Regions from separate parts of the Homo sapiens genome. Here regions 2 and 3 are each linked to region 1. Evidence: chromatin loops called from intact Hi-C (ENCODE). Cell type or tissue: endothelial cell of umbilical vein. All regions are shown on one strand. Each heading gives the region's core, and the rest is flanking DNA. Links, peaks and the distances in the headings are about the cores only.

Region 1 (7,724 bases), core at 1,213-6,212:
AATCAGAATGGCATTAATCTTTGCTGCAAGTCAAGCAACACATAGATTTTAAAATGCTATTTGAGAGGCACATGTTCTCAGGACCTCCTGAGGGCTGTGTAACAGGCAAAATTTAAATTTTTAAAAATAAAATAAATGCTATTAGAAATTATAAAATGTTGCTCATGTGAAAGACAGAAGGGAAACATACATTCTAAACTGAACCACCTGTCTGTAATGCACTATTTAATTTTTGTGATTTTTGAAATATTTTCTAGTTAAAAATACTTTTAGGCCAGGTGTGGTGGCTCACACCTCTAATCCCAGCACTTTGGGAGGCCGAGGCAGACAGATCACAAGGTCAGGAGTTCGAGACCAGCCTGGCCAACATGGTGAAACCCCATCTCTACTATAAACACAAAAAATTAGCCAGGCGTGGTGGCAGGCACCTGTAATCCCAGCTACTCGGGAGGCTGAGGCAGGAGAATTACTTGAACCTAGGAAGCGGAGGTTGCAGTGAGCCGAGACCATGCCACTGCACTCCAACCTGGGCAACAGAGCAAGACTCTGTCTCAAAATAAAGAAAACCTTTTAAACAAAATCAGCAAGATGCATCACCATTTCAAGATACTGTGGGAAATATGTGGCAGGAGACATCCATATATCTACTAAACTTGAGGATAAGAAGGGAAAACAAGTTTAGAAACAGATGTAAGTGTATGTCCTCCTTTAGTTCATCTGCCTAAGAATGCAGAAGAGCTGATGGCAAACATTTAAAACTACCATAATACCAGGCTGGATACGGTGGCTCACGCTTGTAATCCCAGCACTTTGGGAGGCCGAGGCAGGAGGATCACTTGAGACCAGGAATTTGAGACCAGCCTGACCAACATAGTGAGATCCCATCTCTATTTAAAAATTTAAAATAAAACTTTAAGCTACCAATAGGCTAGGCATGGTGGCTTACGCCTGTAATCCCAGCACTTGGGGAGGCCGAGAGGGTCAGATTACCTAAGGTCGGGAGTTTGAGACCAGCCTGGCCAACATGGCAAAACCCCATCTCTACTAAAAATAGAATAATAATAATAATAATAATAATAATAATAATAATAGCTGGGTGTGGTGGTGGGTGGCTGTAATCCCAGTTACTTGAGAGGCTGAGGCAGGAGAATCGCTTGGACCCAGGAGGCGGAGGTTGCAGTGAGCCAAGATAATGCCACTGCACTCCAGCCTGGGTGACAGAGTGAGATGCCGTCTTAAAAAAAAAAAAACTGAAAACTACCATAATAGAGTAACTCAGCATTTCCTAAAGCATGCTCCACAGAACACTATTCCACAAGATAGGGATAAGTGTTTTACATACACATACCCACAAAGACAAGACACAATAGCCAATGAGTTGGGAAAAACTGGGTTAACTAAGTTTAACAAGTTTCCTTATTGCAGGACTTCTTGGGAGCCTTTATTTAACATTAATTTAGTATACGGCATTCCCCAACTTATTCTTTTGTTGGATAATTATATGGGACACATGTTCTGCAGCACATATTTTGAGAAATGGTGTCCTAACATCATAATTTTTATTATAAATATGCTTCTAAAATGTAGATTCATTTTTAATGTCCTGTTTTTCATTGAGAGCTAAATTATTAAGTGTTCCCAACATTCTCCAGAATGGATAGGAAGAACTAAGCTCAATGGTGGCCATCAAGTTTCCATAGCTGAGATCCTCTCTAGGGCAAATCTCACCACACATATACACACACACACAACACATACACGATCACAAAAGACAGCAAAACAAATATTTAAAGCCAAATCAGGTCACAGTTCTAGAAGTTTTGGGATGTACCTGGATGTTGTAGCAAGCTCGCTGCTGAACATGTTTCTGTGGCTGGACATCACTCTCCACTCCCAGAGACCTGACCTCTGTCCTTGAGGCACAGGTGTCAGGCACGGAAAACTGAACAGTAGCAAATGGATACCAATCAGAGGGAATTTCTTGGTCTGATCCAAGCTCTAATTTGTATGACAGACAATGGGGATGATCTAGACCTCGAGGGAAAAAAAATCAAATAGTCAAAGTATTTTAATGGCCATTGAACATTTCTCTTGAACATAAAAGGCACTCATCTCTCTCCTTAATAAGGAATTTCATTAGCACTGCAGCAGTGCAAATTCCATTTAAACAACATACCATGAAAATCTACAATTTTGCACCAACTAGGGGGAAAGCTGTCTGCCATTTTTAAGTACTAGCTTTAAAAACAAGTACAACTTCATTACTATTTTGAATAAGAATGGCAAAAATATAAAAATAAAAAATATATTACTATATGCAGGCACAGATGAACTCCTAAAAATGTTTTCAATTAGAAATATTACTAATATTAATTAGAAATATTACTATATTTAGCAAATTATATTAGTATATAACAATATAATTACTATATTATACTAATATAATTTGCTAAATATTTATTTTAAGCAATATTTTTAATATTAATGTTTAATTTATATTAAACAATATAGTAATATGCTTAAACTTAATTGTTTTCCTTAATTAAAAGATATGAGTAATATTTATATTAAACATAATTATTTGGCTACAATGTGCTCAAGACCTGTACAAGCCTCTTTCTCTTAGACTGAGTAACATCTTATAATTATTAATTTATTCATTTCCTTACCATCTATTTACAGATAACTCAAAAATAAACTTCAGCCCAAATTAAGTCGCATTATTTTAAAATTCTGATTTTTAAAAGTTAAACTTAACTTTCAGAAAATGTTCCAGGCCAAGAATTCTTTTTTCAGTGGAACAAATTATTTTTCCCTACTGTAATTCTCACTCATCCTTCCAAAATACTTTGACTGGAACAGCTATACAGAGTAGAAATGGGCATATTGGCCTTTAATATTTTAATCTAATATTGGTTTTCACTCAATTTGTCACTTATTGAGCATCTGTGCTATGCCAGGCCAGGTTCAGTGCCAGACCCAGAGATACTGGATATATTTCAAAGATTTTAGATGGGGGTCATATAGTGTGTGTGTGTGTGTGTGTGTGTTATAAGGAAATGATCAATATTTTCATTGTAATCACTGCAGCAGCTTTACAAACATTCCATGATTCTGTTGCATTGTTCATAGCATCTCCATATCTAATGTGGCTATCTTTACTTAAATAAATGTATGAGATAAAGAGTAATTTCAAGAACCAGATTAAATTACTGTACCACTGACATAGCTAGAGAAAGAGCATTTCCATCAGAATATAGCTTTAGGCACAAAAACAAGAGTTTAAAGGATTTCACTTAATTCTTAAAAGATAAATTACCTTTCGTTCCATACAACCTGTTTCTTGTAGAGTGACTAATAGAATTCTAAGGCTGTAAAAAGCCTTGAGAAATCATCAATCAGTTAACCAACAGATGCTCATTAGCCATCTCTACCACTTACAGGAAGGGTAGGACAACAGTGGCCTCTGAGGTGCTCTTAACAACCTGATCACTGGAGGCAAGTGATAACTTCATTCTCATACACACACACCCAGAAAGATTGCAAACCCCATTACTCTTTTTAGTCCTCTGTCTGCAGTGAGGATACAGTAAGTTCATTTACACTTACTGCAGGCATTCTTCTGTCTTGTTATGGCAAAGTGGTTAAGGCTAGGGTTACAAATTGCTTATCTCTCTGAGCCTCAGTTTCTTCATCTAAAAATGTGGATAATGAGGATAACCTGAACCTTATAAGGGCTGTTGTGAGGATTAACCAGTTCATATGCATACAGCACTGGGGCAGTAGTATTCTATAGCAATATAGATGAGCCAGACATATTATTTTGCAAAGTGCTATTCAATTATAAAGCCAGTATTATTTAATTACTATAATTTTGCTAATAAAGGGACTGTGAATGTTACACATTCGGAGTTAAAAATTATACTACACATGATCTGATTTGATACTCACACTTTATAAGAAAAAATTATTTGGGGAAATTTTACGATGAAAATTGAAGAACTAAACCCAAATTGAAGACTTAGTGGTACAAAAAATGTCAGAAACAAAACCTTTCTACCTGCTTTTCTTTAAAAATGGTAAAAGCCTTTTTCCTTTCAAGTTTTCTGGCTTATTTTTTAAGGCTTTTGAAAATGCTAAATGCTCTACAATGTTTAGTAACACACTCCCTCTTCAGACTTTCTGCCCCACAGGGACAGGTGTCATGTCTGTCCTTAGCACAATGTCTGTCATGTTTGGGGCTTAACAGATTATTTTCAAATTCACCAATTAATGAATAAAAGATAGAGGAAAATCGTGTTGTCGCAGTGCTGACCACCAGGGGGAACTGTCCAGCTTTGGTCATTGTTCACTCAACATAATTCCTTTTCTTAGGACGGGGAATGTAAATCACAAAATCTTAGGTCTAGTTGATATCCAGTCCCTCCTGAACCAAAATATTTTACACCTGAAACTGAACTGTTAGAGGGCCGAAGGGAAAGAATAGCAAGAGGATGACAGAGTGGAGGAGGAGAGAGCAACCAACGTGCTGATGACAGGGCAGAAGAAAAAAAGAGAAAAGTCGAAAAATTGGGAAGTTAGAGGTAGATATATTTAATTGCTCCTCCACCACTCTCATTCCCCTTAATAATTCTGTGCCACCATATACACCTCCTCTGGCTAACCAGCATCCTCATTTGTCTTCAGCTGTCTTTCTCTTTCTTCCTTTCTCTTTCTCTCTCTATCACCCCAACAAAGCCTAAGCTCCTCTGCTGTCATTCACACCTTAGTATGAATGAAGTCTGTGAGCTAGTGCCTCAGGCAAACCTTTGTTGCAAAATGAAAGACCTGCCCACTGTCAAAGGAATACTAAGCATTGACAAGCTGGTTAGAAGGGACATTAAGGGACCAGCAGCCCTCCCCACCTTTCCAGAAATCACAGGTGATTTCCCCAGTAAAAAAGGTCAATCCTGATCCCTCAAATTCCCAGGAAGGAAAAAAAATTTAAAAAAAAGTTTTATAATTAGAACATAGTAGACTAGTTTATATGTTCTTGCCAGGTGCGGTAGGTAGCTTATACCTATAATCCCAGCACTCGGAAGGCCAAGGCGGGTGGGTTGCCTGAGCTGAGAAGTTCGAGACCAGCCTGAGCAACACGGCAAAACCTCATCTCTACCAAAAATACAAAAAATTAACCAGGTGTGATGGCACGTGCTGTGGTCCCAGCTACTTGGGAGGCTGAGGTGGGAGGATGGCTTGAGCCTGGGAGGTAGAGGTTGCAGTGAGCTGAGACCTCGCCACTGCACTCCAGTGCTATTCATTCAGTTTCCATTTTCGAAGTATCTTTTCAAATAATGCAAAGTTTTCCGAGACAATCTTGAAAAGGATAAAATTTTAAAGAGCTTTTTAAAAACTTTATGTTCTCTAAATACACAACTGATCTAAAAGTCATATAGAAAAATAGAGATGCATTCTGGGATCCTGCTATTCTAAGCGTATTCCTTGGGCCAGATGCATTGGCGTCACATCAGCACTTGTTAGAAACACAGTATTCCAGATCCCACTTGCTCAGTCAAAATCCACATTTTAACAAGGTGATTCCTGGGCCCACAAAAGTTTGAGAAGCACTGCCTTAGGACAAAGATTTCCTCTCTGCTCCAACCTTATTATTACCCTACTTCTCAAGAGGCAAATTAGCTTATAGCCTGCCCTGGCACCCTCTCACTCTCTGCATTGCCCTCCCTACCCCCTCAACGGAGAAGCTTGGGGCAGGGCCCTGTAATCCCAGAAATGTCCTGCCCCAAGCCAGGCCCACAGCTGCACCATGCCCTCTGGACGCCACCTGACACAGCCCCACTGTGTTTTCCCTGGGCCTCCTCTTTGTGCACAGACCTGATCTCAATAAAGCAGCTGTGATCCCAAAGGATTTGTTCAGTGAATTATCACTGTGTAATTGACTGAAATGCCTGTAAAATGTTGTCCTCTGTGGGCCTGGTGATATGACGGTTTTACAAAAGAATTCCTGAAGGCCAAGATCAGGTCCAGCCAGTTTCCCTGGAAATGTCCATTCTTGTCATTGTTCTTGGTGAGCTCCACTGCTAATAAATACTCATGGGAGGCCGGACGCAGTGGCTCATGCCTATAATCCCAGCACTTTGGGAGGCCAAACTGGGCAGGTCACGAGGTCAGGAGTTTGAGACCAGCCTGGCCAATATGGCGAAACCCCATCTCTACTAAAAACACGAAAATTAGCCAGGCGTGGTGGTGCGCACCTGTAGTCCCAGCTACTTGGGAGGCTGAGGCAGAAAAATCTCTTGAACACAGGAGGTGGAGGTTGCAGTGAGCCAAGATGGTGCCATTGCACTCCAGCCTGGGTGGCAGAGCGAGACTCCGTCTCATAAATAAATAAATAAATAAATAAATACTCATGGGAGAGCAATAACAGAGGTCTGGAAGACAAAGGCATATGCAGAGCAGGGAGGAATGATCTCTGCCTAGGGGATCACGTCAGTAGTTCTCAACCCCGGCTGCATGAGCCTTTATAAACATCAACACCTGAGCCTCATCTTCATAGAGCCCGATTAGTAGGGGATGGGGCCCAAATATGGGTATGTGTTTGAAGCTTTAATGATGCTAACATGTGGCCAGGACTGGGAAACAGACTTTAAAAGGATGAGTGATGAGAAGATCCCAGGCTATCTCGGCTAATGGCACCATTGCCCACCTATCCACCACAGCCAGAGCACCTGACCTTGTCCCATTCCCTCCCTTTCCCTCATGCCCATAGAGAATCTGTCATCACTTAGGGGCACCTCCCCTGAATTCGCTCACCCATCTCTTGCCTCTCTCTCTCTGCCACTGCCTTTGCTCAGCAACCCTTACCTCCTCCCAACTTCCCTGTGTCTATAATCTACTCCTAAATCTTTCCTCTGCACTGCATGCCAGCCTTTCTGAAACAAGATATGATTCTGTAGCAGTCATGCCGAAAACAACCCCGAGGCCCTGTTGACAGATAAACTTCACACCCCACAGCATGGCCCACAAGGTCTTAATACACTGGTCTCTTCCCCGACCACTCCCTCAGCCCCAAAACTTAGGTAAGATCCCCCACCCACACACCTGTGGTTCTGCTGTTTCTTTCTTTGATGGAAACTCTATTGACTCTCCCAGCCATCAGCTCTTCAGCGAAGCCCTCCCTAGTCCCCAGGCAGTTTATTACCCTTTCCTCTGGGATCCCTAAGTGCATATGTTTGTCCAAGCCTGGAACTATGCACTTTTCCACAGTGCATTTGGGTAGCTGCTTCAGAGTCTGTCTCACCTTCTAGACTGTTAAGTTTCTGGTAGAGTAGGAATCATGTTTGTGTCTGTATCTCTTAAACACTCAGCACAGAACCTATACCTAGAAGAACTTTAGTAGATGTTTGTGGAGTAAATGAGTGAGACTCCTTCTCAATAAATTCTTGTTGATTGAATCAGTTAACTACACCAATGACTCTGAAAAAAATGCAGTATTATAAACAGGATCATTTTCACAAAAAGCTTCATACGTGTCTGCACTCCCAAAATTAGAAAAGATGATTGGTATGGGTTCTCAGTTTGAAAAATAAGTGTGGTTACCCTGGCCAGGCTTTAGCCAAGTGCTTATTTCCTTCAGGGCCTCCCGGAGCACCTGCTCTAAGTAGAGCAATAGGAATGGACTACAAAGGGAGCCTGTGCTCTTGTCCCTCTCACACCACGTGGGCAAG
Region 2 (5,000 bases), core at 1-5,000, 79 kb after region 1:
CAGCACTTTGGGAAGCTGCAGCCAGCTTATCACTTGGGCCTGGGAGTTTGAGACCAGCCTGAGCAACATGGTGAAACCCTGTTGCAAAAATACAAAAAAAAAAAAAATTAGCCGGGCATGGTGGTGCATGCCTGTAGTCCCAGTTACTAGGTAGGCTGAGGTGGGAAAATCTCTTGAACCTGGGAGGTGAAGGTTGCAGTGAGCCAAGATCTCACCACTGCACTCCAGCCTGGGTGACAGAGCAAGACTCCATCAAAGAAAAAAAAAAAGTCAGAGGAAACTTGAAAATTCCCTAACTTCTGAAGTAGCTGCAATCCAATTACCTTCAGGACAATGAGCTTTGCTGTACTCAACATGTACCTTTCTCAATTCAAAACCAAATACTTCTGAAGTTCCAGAGATTGAAAAGTTTTCAAAAATTATTGCTACTTCTTTTCAAATTTTAGGTGCTAAAACAGGCTTTCTCATACTACTACACTAAAACAAATTATACATACCATGAGAAAACCCAAAACACGACCTCTTCAATGTGTGTATTTTCTACCACTACTAAGAATATAACTTGTGAATTAGATATTGCTCTGCTGGAATATGGAATAACAAGAAACCAAAAGGTTAAGGGAGGCTTTCCTTAAAAGGACCAGCCCCCTGATCGCCAACTCCCTTACCCCCAAGCTCAAGTTTCCTGAACCACAAGTAACTGGAGAACCATAATGAGAACCATATTGGGTGATTACAATAATCACAGAAACAGCCCAGAAAAGCATCAGAGACAGCCTCCAAAGCAGCAAGCAATCAATGAATATCACGAAACTATGTTGATAAACAAAATCATATATAATGCAGATTCCAATGCATTAACATGACGTATTTTCCAAGAAGACCCTAAATGAACAGAATCCTGTCCTTAACACCAACAGCAGATGCTAAAATAAAGCCATGGTTTCTTCATCTCTATTTCTCCCCAGTATACACAGCAGGAACTCAATAAATGCCTGCTGAATCACAAAGGGGCAGCAGCAGATCTCAAAGACTGCAGGCTGGAGATGGTAAATCCCAGCTGATGGTGGTATAATACTGAGTTATGAAAATGGACTAAGCACATGAGATGATGCCAACTAAGTGAGCCCCTGGCCTCCCAAAGTTTACCTTTCATGGCAAAACAGTACATACGTTGTTACAGTAATAAAGACACGGTATGTGGATATGCATTTCAGCCTAAACATATTGCCCAACATCTACTATCTCAGTCTGGGCAAGCAGAAGGATTATGGGAAAGGAAATCTAGTTAAAAGGGTAAGACATTCCAAGGTTATATTAACATTTATGAGAATAAATTTTCTAACATTTACTCTTCAACAGTACCATTTTAGGTCTTACATAAACAAAGAGCAATCCTTTCCTAAAGCCCTTTGTGAGTCCCCCTAACTTTTCTGCAACAGTAGGAGAAATGCCAAAAATGCCAAAAAGCAGCTGATACAGTATTAAAGCCTTAGAGGCCAGACTTTCTCAGCTTTTAATTCAGCCAAAGACACTTAATACTTTTGGAAAAAAGGACAAATGATATTAAGGAAAATTATTTATACATGCTTTTTTTTTTCTTTTTTAGAGACAGAGTCTCACTCTGTCGCACAGGCTGGAGTGCCGTGGCACAATCATAGCTTGCTGTAACCTCAAACTCCTAGGTTCAAGCAATCTTCCCACCTCAGCCTCCCAACTAGCTGGGACTACAGGCACAGGCCCTCATGCTTGGCTTATTTTTTCATTTTTTTTTTTTTTTGTAGAGATGAAGTATCACTATATTGCCCACTCTGCTCTCCAACTCCTGGCCTCAAGGGATCCTCCCACCTCAGCCTCCCAAAGTACTGGGATTACAGGCTTAAGCCACTGCCCCTGGCCCTTACAAACACTTTAAATCTTATGTCCTCTTCCTCCTGAAATGCATAACAATAAAATACCTCACATTAAATATTATATTGCAGAGAGACTACCTCACCTCACCTCACATACCTTACTGGACATCTTTAGTGTGTCAATCTCTTCTCTCTGTTTAGATAATGTCTCATTCATGCTGCACAGGTGGTCACTCATCATACTTAACTGATCCTCGTAACTCCTCTTGGTAGTTGTCAGCTCATCCTAAATAGCAAAGAAAAAGACAAAAATCAACATCCCACGAGTCGTACCACTCTGAAGCTTTTTTAATTCACAAAAGAAAAATGTGGAGTAGGGAAATTATAGTTTCCCAATAATTTACTGTATATTTCAAAATAGCTACAAAAGAAGAATTATTATGTTCCCAACACAAAGATAAATGTTTGAGGTGGTGGACCTCCAAATGACCCTGATTTGATCATTACACACTGTACAAAGGTATCAAAATAATCAAAATACCATGTCCCCCCCAAACATGTACAACTATTTACATCAATTTTTTAAAAAAATTCTTTTACTTGTAAAAGCAACCTATAAAGATGGTCTATCTGATCAATTGACATGCAGCTTAAGGCCCAGGCCTAACAAGAGAACAAAGTTAAAAGAAATGGCAACAAGTTTTTCTCAGCCTCCAAAGTAGATTCATAATTTCTTTGCAAAAATTTAAGGGTTTCTTTCTATGCCAGGTATAAAATTGTAAGAAAAGCCATATGGCCTCATTATCTTTCCAAATTCCCTCAGGTTTTGCTGAGCCATAGGTGAGGCCTACAACACATTGCCTCCATCCTATGCCTCGATGGCCTACAGCCCTCCCGGCAGCACCGTCCCTGAAAGAAGCACCCTTCATCTCTCTTCCCATTTCTCATGCTCTCTTCTGCTGCCTAAAATCTAATCCTGTGTGCCTAATTAATCTGATAAATGAATCTAAAGCAAAGAGGAAGTGGGTGTTGCTGTAGTGCTGTGTTTTTTCCTTGCCTGGCATCATGTTTTTATTAGCAGAGGCTTTCTGAAAACAAAGATTTAAAACCAGGCAGTGAGTAAGAAGGAATGTTATAGCCCCACCTTTCAGTTTAGATCCGTTTTATGCAACAGGAAAGAAAAGGAACAGAGTACTATGTACAGAACAAGCCTACAGCTCACCATGATGGGTATGTACAAGGAAGGGGAAAGAAAAATTCTGGGTAAATAAGTATTATTTAAGCAAAAGCCGACTATAAAATGATTTACAATTAGAATCAAGTCAGAGAAACAATACAACTACTTTTTGCCTAACATAAGTAAGATGTTATTTTTAAATGAATCAGAAATACAGTGGTTATCTTAAAAAGCATATCTAGAGATCAAATGCCTTTGGAAAAGAAATGCTGCTTTGCTACCAAAGAACTTTCAATGAAAAAACATTAAAACCATTCAGGTAACACTTAACTCACCTGAAGTCTGCTGATGTTCTGACTGGCAAGTTTCATTTCTTCTGTCAATGCTTCCTTAGACTTTTCAGCCAAGGCCAGTCTTTTAGACAGTGCTCGGCACTGTAAAATCAGAAAACATTCCATTACTAGAGGGAGCACTTTCTAAAACCAAATTTGCTTCGGGAAAGTTTGTTAAAAACACTTCTCAAAGCCAAAGCTACTCATTCATTCCACAAATAATCTGTTGAATACCTATAGGCATTGTGTCACACATCAGAGTACACCTAAGAAAGAAGTGGCCCCCAGCTTTGTCATTTCAGTAAGGGGAAAAAAGTCTACCAACTTAAGATCAATGTTTTTTTCTTCACTCTAGCCTGATGACCAGTGGTTATATATAATACATAAGAACTTTCTTTTTTTTTCTTTTTTTGAGACGGAGTCTTGCTCTGTTGCCCAGGCTGGGGTGCAGTGGCATGATCTTGGCTCACTGCAACCTCCACCTCCCGGGTTCAAGTGATCCTCCTGCCTCAGCTTCCCGAGTAGCTGGGATTACAGGCATGCACCACCACACCCAGCTAAGTTTTGTATTTTTAGTAGAGACGGGTTTCACTATGTTGTCCAGGCTGGTCTCAAACCCCTGACCTCAAGTGATCTGCCCACCTCAGCCTCCCAAAGTGCTGGGATTACAGGTGTGAGCCACAGCACCCGTTCTTTACATAAGAACTTTCTAGATTTATCTAGAATTCATTTATATTTATACTAGATAAAAAGAAAAGTGATTATTACAAAAGTTATCAGGAGCTTCTGACCACGCACTATGGATCCTAAGGTACTTTTCTTGTGTTTTAAGTCCTTCATTAGAGACCACATTATAGGAGCAATAAAAGCTTTACCATCCTACCCTACAGATTATGCGCTACTTACAAGGGAAAAAATGAGCACAAGATTGCAAAAATTCCAGGCTGCTTTCTTTAGGGGTTCTACCAATCCTACTCTATCCAGAGAGTGTGTAGATCAAAACGATAAAAGAAAAATCCTATTTCACAATATTGTTCAAAGAGGGTATGAAATTAAAAGGCTCACTAAACTTTCTGATAAGGTTACTGACAAGGAGAATCTGTTGAAACACATGCAAATGCTATGTCAACATAAGGCGCTCAGAGCAGTAAAGTCATGTGGGAGGGGGGAGGTCACCACTTCCTGTTTACCAATAAGGAAAAAGTAGGACAATTTAAAAATTCTTGAATCACAATTGCACAGAAGATATTTACTAAAATAACTAAATGTCTTGGAAATCAAACAGCCTAAAAAAAATTCCTCAGCTACTTATTTCATTTCTCACAAAATTTTAGGGCAGTTCAGCCAACCAAGTCAACCGCCTCCTATTAACCAAACATCTATTCTGTGCTCAGCAATGAACCTGACAAAGAGGAATATAGGCATGCAAGGCACAGGTCCTTGTGAAAAGGACAATCAAGTCTGAGACACTAACTCAGAACCAAACAATGAGGATCCATGCCTGCTGGACTGCCGGCTTAGTGATTCAGCATTTCCACTGCTAGCCATTCAGTTTGCTGTCCTCCCCCTTTCCTGCATTCCAACAAGCTGTCACTACTGATCAGCTTATCAAACATGTATTCGATGGCTGCTTGTGAA
Region 3 (7,724 bases), core at 1,249-6,248, 730 kb after region 1:
TTGCTTGAGCCCAGAAATTCAAGACCAGTCAGGGCAATACAGCAAGACACCATCTCTCCAAAAAAAATTTTTTTAATTAGCTGGGCATGGTGGTATGCACCTGTGGGCTCAGCTACTTGGGAGGCTGAGGTGGAAGGATCACTTGAGCCCAGGAGATCGAGGCTGCAGTGAGCCATGATTGTGCCACTGCACTTCTGCCTGAGCAACAGAGCAAGATCTTGTCTCAAAAAAAAAAAAAAAAAAGGTCAGACTATTCATATGGGATAGAATGAATATTATGAAGTCAATTACAATATCTACTCCATAGGAAGTGTGGATGTATATGTTTTTACAAGATACATAAGTGTACACAGTGTACAACTAAGTTTGAGGACGGCTACACTTCCCAGTTTAAGACTTAAAAATAGGGGAAGGCCAGGCGTGGTGGTTCATGCCTGTAATTCCAGCACTTTGGGAGGCCGTGGCGGGTGGATCACCTGAGGTTGGGAGTTCGAAACCAGCCTAACCAACATGGAGAAACCCCATCTCTACTAAAAATACAAACTTAGCTGGACGTAGTGACTTTACTAAAAATGCAAACCCAGCTACTCCAGAGGCTGAGGCAGGAGAATCACTTGAACCCGGGAGGTGGAGGTTGCAGTGAGCCGAGATTGCGCCATTGCACTCCAGCCTGGGCAACGAGAGTGAAACTCCGTCTCAAAAAAAAAAAAAAAAAAAATAGGGGAAAACAACTGATTTTTTTTTTTTCCTATTTTCCAGTGGAACACAGTTATTCTATGTGACTGGTTTGACTTTCTTTCTCTCTCTCTCCTGCAGGGAAAAGTTTTGATTAGCCTTAGTTAATAACCCAGGGTAGGCTGGGCGTGGTGGCTCACGCATGTAATTCTAGCACTTTGGGAGGCCGAGGCAGGTGGATTTTCTGAGTTCAGGAGTTCGAGACCAGCCTGGGCAACACAGTGAAACCCTGTCTCTACTAAAATACAATTAGCTGGGCGTGGTGGCATGCACCTGTAGTCCCAGCTACTTGGGATGCTAAGGCAGGAGAATTGCTTGAACCTGGGAGGCGGAGGTTTCAGTGGGCCGAGATTGTGCCACTGCGCTCCACTCTGGGCGACAGAGCCAGACTCTGTCTCCAAAAAAAAAAAAAAAAATCCAGGGTAAAATAATTCTTAAGGCTAAGGATTGAAAACTTACATTCATAATTGTTGTTTAAATTTATTAGCTAGCCATGTGAAATATAGCCAATTTCTCATGCCCTGGCTGTTGGAGATTCTTTGGTTCTGTGCTCTCTGGCAAATGAGTTAGCTAGTCAGGGCACAGTGATAAAAATGAGTAGTTTAACTATTTGGAATAAAGTGCCCAGCAGTTTCATTTAACACTAAGAAACAGAAGCAATAAAGACTTCTGAGCAGCATAGCATAGTTCTAAAACCCATGTTCTTTCTTGGAAAAAACCTCTTAAGCTCTCATTTAGTGCCCGTTTACTCTTACTTTAAAAACAGACATGTCTCCTAAGCTTATTTTATCGGTTTATCAGAGAAGAGAGGATTTTATAGTTAGCCCATGGACAGCTAGAAACAGCAACATGACAGCAAGAAAGGGGGGAAAATCTATGAACTTTTCATGAGAATCTCAAACTAAGCATTTAGGATAACTTATTCTAGAAAATAGCTTGGTACTGATAAATGGGGCCTCAATCTCAGGTCTCATCCTAGCACAAAAAAATAGACTATTTCATGATCCTAATGATTATCTTATAATATGAAAGTATTAATATTATTTTAAGAATATCCTTGTCTTAAAAGACAACATAATTGGGTTTGGAAATATTTTTAATCAAAATGATTAAAGTTAAAATTCTGTTTCAGTGCTTGAAGGGTGTAAACCCCCCAGCTACCTTGAAAGCGTAACTGTGAAAACACTTTGAGGGCTGCAAATAAGAAAGACAAGAGTAAAGCTTCAGCTGTTTGTATACAAGGGATTGGAAGAGAATCTTTCTTGAGGTCTCATCCATTTATGGAAATATACTCTTTTTGTGTATGTATGTAAATCATCTAGAGCCTGTTACTTTTAAATCTTTGCCAAGTTTTTCCCAACCTCTCTTCACAGCACCAATCGGTGAAATTAGTTTAATCTTTTTTTAAAAAATCCTCCAAGACATCTGAAATTGAATTCAGTCTTAACTCCAATATCATGATAAAAGCGAACCATTGACTTTGGCACAAGTTCTCTAAATCCTTAATTTTTTTTCATTTTTTATTTTTGTATTTTAATATTTTGAACTCTGGATGATCTTCAGATTAGTTGGGTACATTTTATTGTAGTGTTTCTGCTTATACATCGCATCCTAGAATCAAGAAAGGAAATACGTATCTCTGAAGAGTGGCTTTAAATTACCTGTATTGCTCATTAGTTCTGTTAGTGCCATTAAGAGTTGAAGTAAATGTTGATATGAATTCCTTTAATTTTATAGCTATTAATACTTTTTCTTTTCTTTTCTTTTCTTTTTTTTTTTTTTTTTGGAGACAGAGTTTTGCTCAGTCGCCCAGGCTGGAGTGCAGAGTGGCGCGATCTCTGCTCACTGCGACCTCCGCCTCCCGGATTCAAGCCATTCTCCTGCCTCAGCCTCCTGAGTAGCTGGGATTACAGGCGCGGGCTACCACGCCCAGCTAATTTTTGTATTTTTAGTAGAGACGGGGTTTCACCATGTTGACCTGGTCTTGAACTCCTGACCTCGTGATCCAACCGTCTTGGCCTCCCAAGGTGCTGGCATTACAGGCATAAGCCACTGCGCCCGACCCTTTTTCTAGATAAGTCAGTTCAGGTTTTTGCATTTGTATTATGTTTTTCATTTTTCTTTTCTTTTTTTTTTTTTTTTTTTGAGGCAGAGTCTCACTCTGTTGCCCAGGCTGGAGAGCAATGACATGATTTCAGCTCACTGCAACCTCTGCCTCCCAGGTTCAGGGGATTCTCCTGCCTCAGCCTCCTGAATAGCTGGAATTACAGGCATGTGCTACCATGCCCAGCTAATTTTTGTATTTTTAGTAGAGACGGGGATACACCATGATGGCCAGGTTGGTCTTGAGCTCGTGACTTCAGGTGATCTGCCCACCTTGGCCTCCCAAAGTGCTGGGATTACAGGCGTGAGTCACCACGCCTGGCCTGTATTATGTTTTTCATTAAGTACTCATGCTTTAGAACATTGTTATTGACATCAGTCTGTAGATTTACTACATGAAAACTTGGATAAGTGGGCTGGGCACGGTGGCTCACGCCTGTAATCCCAGCACTTTGGGAGGCCGAGGTGGGTGGACCACCTGAGGTCAGGAGCTCAAGACCAGCCTGGCCAACATGGCGAAACCTTGGGAGACAGAGGTTGCAGTGAACTGAGATCACGCCACTGCACTCCAGCCTGAGCAACAGAGTGAGGCTCCGCCTCAAAAAAATAAAAATAAAACTTGGATAATTTGTATTTTTTTTTCTAGTTTACGCTCTTTTATAGTGACCCAAGGCAATGATTTTTTTAAAAAGATATTTTGGCGCCATCTGCTGTTCTTTAATGCGATATTTCATCTACTTTGGTAAAGATTTGAAATATATGTATGTGTGTGTGTATATATATATATTTGCCCATATAAAGGACAAAATAATGGCGATTTTTAAAAGTCTGCTGCGTCTGCCTTATGATTCTTGTATTTCCAGCTGCAAAGGCTGTCTTGTAATTTTGATGGTAAGAAACAGGCTTGCCTAAAAAATATTTCTGTAGTCCTGCGTCTGCCAGTTTTGTATATTCATTCAATGACTTTGAGTTCCTGAAGACTTCCTTCTCGAGTTTACTGTGACTTCTCGTGACAAAGCTCCTGAGTTAGCTTTGCTCATTTGTTAATGTCCCTTCTCTCTGAACATGTAGTTTTTCATGTTTCATGGTCTGTCCTTATCTTACCCCTAAACCACATCCCTATCCCTGCTATGAAATCTACCCCCCATGATTATTTTTATTGATTTTCTAAGCTTCTATGTAGATCAGTTGTACTGCAGATACAGCATCTTATTTTATATTTGTAGTCTTTACTTGTCTCACATGATCTGGTTGCATATATAGTATAGCTATATGTATGTCTGTATGAGACCATAAAATTTCTGGCCAGGTGTGGTGGCTCACGACTATAATCCCAACACTTTGGGAGGCTGAGGCAGGAGGATCACTTGAAGCCAAGAGTTTGAGACCAGCCTGGGCAACAAAACAAAACCCTGTCTCTGCTGATTTAAAAAAAAAAATACCTTCTTGCTCATTAATGGCTGTGTATATCTTTTCTCTCCAAACAAATGGTGTGTTGTTTGTTTATGGGGCAGTTTGTATACTGATTTTATAATCTCTAGTAAATCCACATGCACTGTTAGGTATGCAGACTTGGAAATCTGGTGCCCTAATTAAAAGAATTGTGTGCAAAGTAAAGATCCTGAGTGGTGAACTTTGACTAAAGTAGATGAGTTTCTGTGCATAAATAGTGTAATGTCTATATTGGCTGCTCAGAGTTTATCCCATTATCACATTTAAACATTGTCTATTGATTTCTGCTGTGATGGTCTACATACAACATTCTTACCATCCAACTCATCCCAGTATAGCTTTAAATCATATACTTAAAGCTTAATTTTATGTTTCTTCAACTTGGATAATATCTGTAGACTCCGTCCTTTGTATTACGACATTCGTGGTTCTTGCCTTTTACATTGTACTGTTTCAGTTCTACATTTTCATTATCACAGTTGATAATATAATTATCCTATTGTTAGTGAAGTTTTCTTCATTGATTTATATGTAGGTTGATTGTTGAAGTTAAAAAGTAAATGTTCACCTTACGAATATGGACATTTTACCTCTATAGTGCTGAATATGTGCTAAAATTATGTTTTGTTCTCCACTAACTGATACAACTGTCCGTAGGCCACTCAAAAGATTATTTCTAGCTGTTTTGATGGATTCTTTTTTACATACCACTTACAGCCTTTTATGTCCTCAAGTTTTTCCAAGTTTCCTACTATCTAATCTATAACTTTTTTTCAAGGACATTTCATTCCCAGAGCCCTCTTCCAATGTATACTGGTTTCTTTGGACCTATTTTATACCCTTTATCATGGGATTCCTTCTCTTTGTTGCTTTCCTGAGATAGTCCATTAATTGCTGCATACCGTGTCTTCCTCTTTTGGTGTTTACACCTTAGTTTTGCTGAAATATGTCTTCAAGTAATTTCTTAAGAAAGATTGTGGAGAAGATTAACTTTATAAGTCTCTGTGTGTCTGGAAATCTATTTAATCTATCTTTATGCTTGTTTGGTGGTTTGGTGAGATTTGGCTTGTTTTGAGATCCACATATCACTGTGTCCTTTGTTGTACTTGCATTTTCTGAGTTAAAAGCTTCTCTGAGGTTTTTGTTTGTTTTTCATCTTTAGAGACGGTATTCCACTTGGTTGCCTAGGCTTGGAGTGCATAATGTAATGATAGCACGCTGCAGCCTCGAACTCTTAGGCTCAAGTGATCCTCCTGCCTCAGCCTCCTGAGTAGCTGGAACTGCACGTGTGCACCCCCATGCCTGGCTTTTGCTCAGGTTTTGAATGAACTTGATATCTCTGTCTTCTGTTGTAGGCTCATCTATATCTTACCAGGCAATACAGCTTTTTCTACTTTGCTTCACCAGGCAACATTCCTTTTTTTTTTTTTGAACTGTTTGAGATGGAGTTTCGCTCTTGTTGCCCAGGCTGGAGTGCCATGGCACAATCTTGGCTCACTGGAACCTCTGCCTCCCAGGTTCAAGCAATTCTCCTGCCTCAGCCTCCCAAGTAGCTGTGATTATAGGCATGCACCACCATGCCTGGCTGATTTTGTATTTTTAGTAAAGATGGGTTTTACCATGTTGGTCAGGCTGGTCTCGAACTCCTGACTTCAGGTGATCAGCCCACTCTGGCCTCCCAAAGTGCTGGGATTACAAGCATGAGCCACTGCACCTGGCCACATTCCTTTATTTTTGTGTGTTCCAGAAATCTGTTGAAATTTCTTATGTACACTGATGGTGTCCATCCTGTTTTCTTTGTTGTAGGGGTTTATATCTTTTTATTTTCTTACTAATTACATTAAATAGTCTTGGAGATAAAATGAGTCTACCTACAAGCCTGGGAACATGGTGAGACCCCATCTCTGCAAAAAACAAATGTGCGCCTTTGGTCCCAGCTACTTAAGGAGGCTGAGGTGTGGGAGGATCACTTGAGCTCCAGAAGTCGAGGCTGCAGTGAGCTGTGATCATGCCACTGCAGTCTATCCTGGGCGACAGAGTGAGACCCTGTCTCAAAAACAAAAAAAAAAAATGAGTCTACCTAGTCTGTCATTTTCCCCCAAATTTTTAATTTTAAACATTAGAAATTGAAATGTACTAAGAAAGTAACTTGAACACTAAATCCCTAAAAATGATATAGTGATCTCACAATTCTAGAAAGTGATTCCTGATTTCATGTTCTATTTTGTTCTTATTCTTACTACCACCACCCTAATCCAGGCCTTTTTCTAATTTATTGCTGATATTGAAGGAGTCTTTTTTATTGTGCCTTAGTTTCTTATATGCACGTTGCTGCCAAAGCCATCTCTTAATAAAAGGTTTGATGAATGTTACAACAGTAATTGAAATTTTTCCACTAAAAAAAAAAACAAAAAAAAAAACAGAATAAAGATCAGTTGTTTTACCTTGGCATTCAAAGACTTTTCTTTGACTCCCATGGTTCTCAAAGCGTGATCCTGGTCCACCACCATCAGCATCCCTTGGGAACGTGTTAGCACTGCAAATTCTCATTCCTCCCTAATTTTCTGAATCAGAAATTACGGAGGTGGAGCCCAGCAATCTGTTTTAACCAAACTTCCACATAATTCTAATTAATTTATGCTTTGAGAACCGCTGATCTAGTTTGTCCCTCTCATTTTGCAGGCAAAGAATTGAATTCTAGAGAGGTTAATTGACTTGTCCAGTCATACAGCTAGGTTCTGTTTTCTATTATTTATTTATTTATTTATTTTTATTTTATTCACTTTACCCCCCAGTATTCATAGTTTTCTTTCTAATACTCCATATTTGACTTGACTTTTTACAAGTTGTAATTACAAATAAGTCTAAGATGGGAAAGTTGTGGAAAACTTTATAGAGAACATGAGATTTGACTGAACAGTAAACATTAAGTAGAGAGAAAAGAAAGGGGTGTTCTAAGCAGTAGGGACCACAGTGAATAAAGGTAGAGATAGGTAGGTTTAAAAAAAAAAAAAAGTCCTGGGGACAGCCTGGGTGACAGAGCGAGACTCCGTCTCAAAAAAAAGAAAAAAAGAATATTCTTAAACTGAGACATTAAGTAACTGTTTTCTCTTTTGTGTGTTTTTTCTTTATTCAAATTTTCTAAGTGAACATACTTTTATAGTTCGGAAAGAATTAATGTGATACATACTTTGAAACTGGCAGGATTGTTGGAATAGTTTTATAGCCTCTCCTAATGACTACTGATACTTTAAAGGGAACAGTATTCATTTTTATCTGTGGTCAGCACTTGGCATTTGTGGATTTAACATTATCTTCTAAGCTTCTAGAACCATTCTAAATACCTGTCATGAGTAGTATTTTGTAATAGAAATCATTATTTCTACCTCATAAGAGTTTTTAGAAGATGAAATTGGATAACTTTTTTTAAGCCT

The links. A loop is a pair of places that touch in the nucleus more often than their neighbours do. Peaks named below come from ENCODE experiments on the same cell type or tissue, not always from the same donor. Only the 100,000 strongest peaks of a DNase experiment are listed, where the experiment ranks them.
Region 2: a loop joins it to region 1, with 5 times the contacts of the local background. A loop is called at or near these places in 15 of 110 quality-filtered maps.
Region 3: a loop joins it to region 1, with 4 times the contacts of the local background. A loop is called at or near these places in 2 of 110 quality-filtered maps.

What each region holds. Positions count from the first base shown.
Region 1 is chr2:48,585,963-48,593,686 of GRCh38, reverse strand. It overlaps STON1-GTF2A1L (STON1-GTF2A1L readthrough), which reads right to left. Exons shown (of 11, transcript NM_001198593.2): 3 at 1,832-2,034. It overlaps STON1 (stonin 1), which reads right to left. Exons shown (of 4, transcript NM_006873.4): 3 at 1,832-2,034. Among named protein-coding and RNA genes, the nearest start is that of GTF2A1L, 28 kb to the left of the region's middle. RefSeq lists an enhancer at 7,520-7,724. In endothelial cell of umbilical vein, for the core only: a CTCF peak has its summit at 4,308 (motif pointing right); a DNase peak (open chromatin) is centred at 4,326.
Region 2 is chr2:48,508,479-48,513,478 of GRCh38, reverse strand. It overlaps PPP1R21 (protein phosphatase 1 regulatory subunit 21), which reads right to left. Exons shown (of 22, transcript NM_001135629.3): 20 at 3,366-3,464; 21 at 2,011-2,139. Among named protein-coding and RNA genes, the nearest start is that of STON1-GTF2A1L, 19 kb to the left of the region's middle. RefSeq lists enhancers at 4,112-4,886, 4,887-5,000. In endothelial cell of umbilical vein, for the core only: no CTCF peak of the experiment used is centred there; DNase peaks (open chromatin) are centred at 2,968 and 4,878; H3K27ac peaks cover 2,146 bases.
Region 3 is chr2:47,853,838-47,861,561 of GRCh38, reverse strand. The region is part of intron 1 of FBXO11 (F-box protein 11); the gene reads left to right. Among named protein-coding and RNA genes, the nearest start is that of FBXO11, 49 kb to the left of the region's middle. In endothelial cell of umbilical vein, for the core only: no CTCF peak of the experiment used is centred there; a DNase peak (open chromatin) is centred at 3,531.